Regions from separate parts of the Homo sapiens genome. Here region 1 is linked to region 2. Evidence: read pairs that join two places in POLR2A ChIA-PET (ENCODE). Cell type or tissue: OCI-LY7. All regions are shown on one strand.

Region 1 (4,000 bases), 990 kb before region 2:
AGCTGGGCGCCCACTGCCTCCACGCTGTCCTCCTTGACAATCTGGTCCTGGAGATACGTGGCGGAATGAGGGGAGATGCATAGCCTGGTCGGGTCTACCTAGGAAACTGAGGCCTGGGGCCAGCCAGGTGCTACCCTCCCTGGCTCCCAGGCCAGCACGGACCTGCTGGTATTTGGACACAGGGTAGAGGAGCCGTGTGTCCAGCTTGGCATTGTACTGGGCCAGAGACTCGTGGCGGTAGTGATTGATGAGGTCCACAACGGAGCAGAAGGTGAGTGGCTCTGAGAAGCCATAGTGCCCATCTCGGTGGAAGACCTTGATCAGCTTATTGTTCCCGCCTTTCCTGGGGGAGGAGAGGGGTGTCGGCACCCAGTGGGACCCCGCACCTGACCCTCAATCCCTGTCCCCTTTTTTTTTGAGACAGAGTCTTGCTGCTCTGTTGTCCAGGCTGCAGTGCAGTGGTGCGATTTCGGCTCACTGCAACCTCCACCTCCCGGGTTCAAGCAATTCTCCTGCCTCAGCCTCCCGAGTAGTTGGGATTACAGGCATCCATCACCATGCCTGGCTAATTTTTTTTTTTAATTTTTTAGTAGAGACGGGGTTTCACCATGTTGGCCAGGCTGGTTTTAAACTCCTGACCTCAGGTGTTCTGCCAGCCTCAGCCTCCCAAAGTGCTGGGATTACAGGTGTAAGCCACCGTGCCTGGCCCTCCATTCTTGAAACCGCACATGTTCTATCCCCTCTGAACTCCCGGTCTCTGTGACCTGTGACCCCCGGTTATCCTTGCAGGGACAGGCCCCCACCTGAGGGTCAGCGTGTACTCGCCCTGGATCTTGCTAGAAGCATCTCGGACTAGGAAGGTGCCATCGGGAGTGTCCCGGAGTTTCTCGTTCACCTCCTCCCTGTGGGAACATCCAACATTGGGACTGCCGAGCCACCTGGAGACCCCGCTCACCCTGTGACACCTCCTTGGTCCCTGGCCCCCTGCCAGCAACCTACCTTGAAATGTCCCCCCAGTACCACTCAGCATCCTGCAGGGAGGGTGGGCTCCCTCCATTGGCCAGGACTGTGGAGGCCGGCTTTGCCTTGGGGGGTTTAGGCGGCAGCGCTGGGGGACAGGAAAACAAATGCATCCTGAGCACCGACTGTATACTGTGGCTGCCTCCCACTGCAACCAGCCTGCTGATGCCGGCAGCACTCAGGGATCAGTATTTACGGCCCCCAACGGGAAGAAATGACAGCAATACAGGGGACTCACCTGGGGGCGCAACCTCCTGCTCTTCCAAGTGTTCCTGAAGCAGCTTCTCCACCAGCAGCGCCGGGAAGTCAGGGCTGGGCTCACTCCTTAGGGGGAAGGGGAGTGTGGTGAGGGCTGGGTAGGGCCTGTCCGCCCACGCATGTGCACAGGATTGTGCGTGCGCTTGCACGCCTGGGGGTATATACGAGACAGTATGTGCAGGGCGGAGGAGGAGATGATACAGGCACATGTGCGAGGCCAGCTCCCTCATAGCTGTATGCAGTAAGTGCTCCATAGATTCTCACACAAAGGCGAGCGAGAGACCAGTACCGGAGCTGCGACGAGCAGAAGGGAAGGTGCAGGCACCACCCACATGCTTCGGGACTAGGCCCCTTCACCTTCTGTCCCACGACTCAGGAGCCCAGGTCTCCGCTCCGTCATCACAAGAACGCAGCTTCTCACTCTGGACCCCATCCCCTCCCTTCTTAGGGTCTAGACGCCGCTCACTCTGGCCATGCCCCGCCCGCCCCACCCCAAACTCCACCCCTGCTCGCTCCGGCTCCGCCCCGCCCCTCACCCGTCGGGAGCGCCCCCTGGCGGCGGCGAGGACGGCGGCGGCGGCGCGCGCAGCAGCAGCGGCCCAAAGGTGGCGCCCAGGGCCCGGACCGCGGGACCCAGGGCCGGGGCGCGGCTGGCCACGCGGCCCAGGTGCTGGAGCAGGAAGCGCAGCGTGAGCGCGCGGTGCAGCGGCAGCGTCGGTGGCTCCAGCGCCGGCCCCACGGGCCCCGCGGCCTCTGCGGACAGATGGCCAGGGCAGGGTGAGCCAGGCCTGGGCCCTCCCACCCGCTACAGCCCCCTCCTTCCCCCGGGCTACCCGCCAGGCTCACCCCGCAGGGCCCGGCGCGCCTCGGCCGAGGCCTCGGGGGTCACGAGCGGCGCGGGCAGTGCCAGCAGGAAGCTCTTAATGCCGTCAGCCAGGGCTGCCGTGTCCCACTGATCCACGTCGCTCAGGGACCAGTCTGCGGGTGCAGGGGGGCACACGTCCAACTCATGTGTACTGGGGCCCCCAGCCTCCTCCCAACCCCATTGAGGCTCCCCTTCACCTGTACGCGGTGCGGGCAGCTCCGGGCGGTAGTGAGATTCGCTGTCCAGCCCTGGGGGTGAAGGGGACAGGCGAGTCAGCTCTCAAATGCTGCCCCGACCTCGTGAGGCCTGGACTGGCCGCTCAACCCCCCTGCAGTCTCCCTTTGCTGCCCAGAGATAAGGGCATGGGAGGGGTGGGGAGGGAGAACTGGGAGAGGGCACAGCACATGCAGTGGCCTGGTCATGTTCACCTTCCCATCTTCCCTTAGGAGTCACTCTGTGCCCTATTCAACATAGAGGCCCAGGGCATCCAGGCTCAGCCTGTTTCCGTGCAGCATGAGCTTGGAGGCCCTGTGAGAGGATGAGTCGCCTGTCACTAGAGGTAAGCAAGCAGAATCCAGGGGCTGCAGCCAGGCTGGAACTTACCTGTCCTTTCAATGGCCTCCACAAGCTTCACCAGAAGAGGGGGAGCCACATCAGGTGGGGAGAACTGCTCGGGCAAGTCGGGGAGTGTGAGGCCTGGTGGGGGAAACAGGGGGGTTGCATGTTGGTGGGGTTCCTGGAAGGAGCCCAGCCCCTCTCTTTGCTGGCTGAACCTCAGCTGGGGCAGTTTGAGGCAGGGCCCAGCTCAGGCAAGTGCTTGGCACCTTGACTCCCATCCGCAGGAGGCTGCAAGACCTTGGGTGGAGGGGCTGGGAAAGGGCAGAATTGATGGGACACAATTTTCTGGGTTAGAATATGAGGAGTTCACACAACTTCACAGACTAGGTGGAGTGCGCTGAATAAAGTCCCCAAAAAGATATGTCCAAGTCCTCATCCCTGGTACCTGTGACCTTATTTGGAAATAGGTCTTTGCAGGTGTAAGGAAAGCAAGAATCTGTACATGAGACCAGCCTGGCATTAGGGTGGACACTAAACCCACTGGCTGATGTCCTTGTAACAAGAGAAAGCCGGCCAGGATGGCGGCTCAAGCCTGGAATCCCAGCACTTTGGGAGACCGAGGTGGGTGGATCACCTGAGGCCAGGAATTCGAACCAGCCTGACCAACATGGCGAACCTGTCTCTACTAAAATCAGAAAAATTAGCTGGGCGTGGTGGTGGGTGCCTGTAATCCCAGCTACTCGGGAGGTTGAGGCAGGAGAATCGCTTGAACCCGGGAGGCGGAGGTTGCAGTGAGCCAAGATTGCACCACTGCACTCCAGCCTGGGCGACAGAGCAAGACTCCGTTTCAAAAATAAGTCAACAGGCCGGGTGCGGTGGCTCATGCCTGTAATCCTAGTACTTTGGGAGGCTGAGACCAGCAGGTCACTTGAGGTTAAGAGTTCAAGACCAGCCTGGCCAACATGGTGAAACCCCATCTCTACTAAAAATACAAAAAAAAAATGAGCCAGGTGTGGTGGTGCGCACCTGTAATCCCAACTACTCAGGAGGCTGAGGCAGGAATTGCTTGAACCCAGGAGGCGGAGGTTGCAGTGAGCTGAGATCATGCCATAGCACTCCAGTCTGGGTGACAGAGTGAGACTCTGTCTCAAAAAAAAGAAGAGAAAGCCAAGGCAGAGACTGGAATAATCAACCCATGCATGAGAGGAATGAATGCCTGGAGGCACCAGAAGCTGCAAGGAAGGAAACTTCAGAGGGGGCACGACCCTGATTTTGGACTTCCAGCCTCCAGAAACATGA
Region 2 (4,000 bases):
GACAGAGAGAGAGAAACAAGAGGCAAAACACTAGGAAGAGCTACATTATCACAATCAGCAAACTCCCAGGGCCAGTGGGATCAGAGGGCATCATTTGCAAAGGAGACGCCTGATGGAGTTGCTGATAGCATGCCCTGAGGTTAAATTACACACGCAGGTCGAGTTTCTGTTCAGGGTGACAGGAACACTTCAGGTAGACAGGTGGCGTTTGCACAACATAATGAATGTACTAAATGCCACTGAAGTGTTCACTTTAAGATGAACTCAGGATGTGCCCCCCTCTCGACAGTGACGCTTTTGTGGGTTCACGCCCCAGCTCCCACCTGCAGCCTTTTCGGCCCTCTCGGCCCGCAGGCGTCCGGCCTCCCGAAGCACTGCCATGGCCCGGATAGCAGCCCGGAGCACGGCCCAGCGGAACACGGCCACGGGGTCCATGCCGATGAGCTCCCGCACGTAGGAGCTGTCACTGCCCCGCAGCAGGGCCACGATGTCTGGCCGCATGTAGTCCATGTTCTTCTCCCGGAAGTCCTGGTGGGGGATGGATGTGGGCGGTCACTCGGGGATAGTCACTCACCGGCGCCTACCAAAGACCCCGGGCTGGCGCAGGAAGGGCTGACGGTGGGGTGGGGCCCATCCTAAGTGCAAATGGCAGTTCTTGAACTATGGCGCCTTGGACATTGGAGCCGGGGATTCGCGGTGGGTTCTGAGCACCCTGGAACCTCGCCCACAGGAGGATCCTCCCACATGGGCTTCTGGGCTGACTGTGGCTTCCCTCAGGCTTCCACCAGTGGTGATGGGCAGACACCTACCTTGATCTGATATTTCACCTTCCCTGCGAAGTGCTGGATGATGAAAGCTGGCTCCATGACCGGGGTGCCCAGGAAGTACTTATTGTCCTCATGTTGCTGTTTGAACTTGGCCAGCAGGGTCTGGCTCGTGGCGTGGGGGAAGCTGGGAACAGAACATGGAACCTTTGCAGGCATGAACAGCGGCTGATTTACCTGCTGTGTATTTTATCTTGCAGACCCCTGGTGCACGAGGTGGGTGGGTGCATGGGGTGGGCAGAGCAGTGAAGTGGCACAGGGCTCTGTGCACAGAGGGGTGGGTGAAGGAGTGAAGAAAGGAAGGAATGACAGTGCGCCTGCCTGCCTCATGCCGAACATGCTGGCAGAGGGCTGGGACGCTGCTATCTGGGTGTGCCTGCCTGCCTCATGCTGAACACGCTGGTGGAGGGCTGGGACTCTGCTCTCTGCGTCAGCTGGCATAGCTGCAGCCTGGTACAAGGAGGCTGAGGGTGAAGTGACGCTCTCAAGGCTTCAGGATTTTTAAAACAGAAAAATATTTGTTTCTTTGGAGACAGGGTCTCACTCTGTTGCCCAGGCTATAGTGTAGTGGTACGATCACAGCTCACTGTGGCCTTGACCTCCTGGGCTCAAGGGATCTTCCTGCCTCAGCTTCCTGAGTAGCTGGGACTATAGTACAATGTTTTTCTTTTTCTTAAGAGAAGGGGACTTGCTATGTTACCCAGGCTGGTCTTGAACTCCTGGCCTCAAGTGATCCTCCTGCCTCAGCCTCCCAAACGACTAGGATTATAGGCGTGAGCCACCGCGCCCAGCCAGGGCTGCAGAATTAACATTGAGTAGCCCAGTGCCTGAGTCTGGGTGGCTCACTCTCTTCGACCCCACATGGCTGTTTTCTAGGGGGCTTGGAGAGAGGTCGCTGACCAGGCTTGGTGGCGTCTGCAAAGTCTGTCCCCTGGGAGGTCTGGATCTGTTACCCATCGTAGGCAGCTCCTAAGAATAATCCTGGGCCTGGGTGACTTCTGGTCTTGGAGCCATTTGTACCTCAATGCCATACCTTGGACAGGGGGTCCTTCTCCTGCTCCACAGTTGGAAGAAGAGGCTAGGAGAGGAGGATGAAGCAGGGCTCTGTTGTGCTCCGGGGAGGGGGAGATTGTGGGGGCAGAATAAGGGACTCCTTGTACCTGACTGAGTCTGCCTCCCAGGAGGGAAATGATGTTGTTGGTTTGGCAAATGCTGCCTGAGCCCGGCCCCACTTTTGAAAATACAGGCAGCGGAACGCATGCCCAGATCCCAACATCGGGGGCTCCGCGTTAACGGGGCCAAGGAGGGGAGAGTCTATAGCTATGAAACATATCATTTCCAGGACTGTAAAGAGGGTATGGAGTGTAAGGCATCTGCCTTGAGTGTCCCCCAAAACCCTCAGTCATTGAGATAGGTAATATTTTAGCACAGTATTTCAGAAAATCTAAATCAATGTGCAAAAAGAAAAAAAAAATTCCATGATGAGCAAAAATAGCAAGATTTTAAAGAGACTCGAGCCTGCTGGGCCAGGCCTTGCCTCACGGGCTTCCCCTGATCTGACCCTGGGAGTTTCCTGGTTGTGATGACGTAGCTCCTCCTACTGCCGTCTCTACTTTTTTTTTTTTTTTTTTAATTTTTAGAGCTGGGGTCTTGCTCTGTTGCCCAGGCTAGAATGCAATGGTACAATCACAACTCACTGTAGCCTTGACTCTCTGGGCTCAAGTGATCCTCCTGCCTCAGCCTCCTGAGTAGCTGGGACTATAGGTGCATGCCACTGTGCCCAGCTAGTTTTTTTTTTTTTTTTTTTTTTTTTTTGTAGAGATGGGGTCTCACTATGGTGCCCAGGCTGGTCTTTAACTCCTGGTCTCAAATGATCCTCCACCTCGGCCTCCCAAAGTGTTGGAATTACAGGTGGGAGCCACCGCACCTGGCACAAATGCTCTTATCTGAACATTCTCTACCTGGACCCCAGCCTCAGAGGGATGTGTCTGTCTCCCTGACCTGGACAGGGACTAGGTTTGAGGCAGGGGATGTGCCTCATTCATTTGAGTCTCTGGCCAGCCCCTTGGAGATGTCATTGGCAAGGGATGGGTCTGATAGAGCTGCTGATAAGACAATATGTCCATATCTTAACCCCATACCACCAACTTTTGAATGTGACCTTATTTGGAAAATAGGGTCTTTGGAGATGTAATTAGTTAAGATGAGGTCATTAGCGTGGGACCTAGTTCCATATGGATGGTGTCCTTCTAAAAACAGAAGACAGGGTCAGGTGTAATGGCTCACACCTATGGTCCCAGCACTTTGGGAGGTCAAGGTGAGAGGACTGCTTGAGCCCAGGAGTTCAAGACTAGCCTGGGCAATACAGGGAGATTCCATCTCTACAAAAAAAAATTTTTAAGCAGCCTGGCCAACATGGTGAAAAAACCCCATCTCTACTAAAAATACAAAAATTAGCTGGGCATGGTGGCAAGGCACCTGTGATCCCAGCTACTCGGGAGGCTGAGACACGAGAATCGCTTGATCCTGGGAGGTGGGGGTTACAGTGAGCTGAGATGACGCCAATTAACTTGAGCCAAGATGGCGCCACTACCCTCCAGCCTGGGCAACAGAGCAAGAAGAGCCTGTCTCAAAAAAAAAAAAAAAAAAAAAAAAAAAAAGGAGGAGACAGGATTGAGATGAATGATGCAGACACAGAGGGAAGAAGTCCATGTGAAGAGGAAGAGGGAGGCAGGGACTGGAGTGATGTGGCCAAAAGCCAAGGAAAGCTTGGACCCCTAGAAGCTGGAGGAGGCAAGAAAGGGTCCTCCCTTGGAGCCTCTGGAGGCAGCACAGCTCTGCTGACAGTTTGACTTTAGACTTCCAGCTTCCAGAACCATAAGAGAATAGATTACTGTGGTTTTAAGAACTCCACCTCCCGGGTTCAAACAATTCTCCTGCCTCAGCCTCCCAAGTAGCTGGAATTATAGGCACCCGCCACCATGCCTGGCTAATTTTTGCATTTTTAGTAGAGATGGGGTTTTGCCATGTTGGCCAGGCTGGTTAAAAATTTTTTTGTAGAGATGGAATCTTTTTTTTTTTTTTTTTTTTTGAGACAGAGTCTTGGTCTGTCACCCAGGCTGGAGTGCAATGGAGTGATCTCCGCTCACTGCAACCTCCGCCTCCCAGGTTCAAGC

What was found. Peaks named below come from ENCODE experiments on the same cell type or tissue, not always from the same donor. Only the 100,000 strongest peaks of a DNase experiment are listed, where the experiment ranks them.
Region 1: POLR2A ChIA-PET joins it to region 2 with 7 read pairs; 1 of 35 experiments calls an interaction of 5 or more read pairs at or near these places.

The regions. Positions count from the first base shown.
Region 1 is chr19:18,159,310-18,163,309 of GRCh38, reverse strand. PIK3R2 (phosphoinositide-3-kinase regulatory subunit 2) reads right to left here. Exons shown (of 16, transcript NM_005027.4): 3 at 2,747-2,839; 4 at 2,341-2,391; 5 at 2,125-2,256; 6 at 1,815-2,031; 7 at 1,259-1,344; 8 at 1,000-1,108; 9 at 804-902; 10 at 163-343; 11 at 1-47. Among named protein-coding and RNA genes, the nearest start is that of PIK3R2, 8.1 kb to the right of the region's middle. RefSeq lists silencers at 1,723-2,222, 3,714-3,918 and an enhancer at 2,381-2,930. In OCI-LY7, a CTCF peak has its summit at 1,844 (motif pointing left); a DNase peak (open chromatin) is centred at 1,899; H3K4me3 peaks cover 1,120 bases; H3K27ac peaks cover 849 bases.
Region 2 is chr19:17,169,287-17,173,286 of GRCh38, reverse strand. It overlaps MYO9B (myosin IXB), which reads right to left. Exons shown (of 40, transcript NM_004145.4): 12 at 810-951; 13 at 324-528. Among named protein-coding and RNA genes, the nearest start is that of USE1, 44 kb to the left of the region's middle. In OCI-LY7, no CTCF peak of the experiment used is centred here; a DNase peak (open chromatin) is centred at 2,406.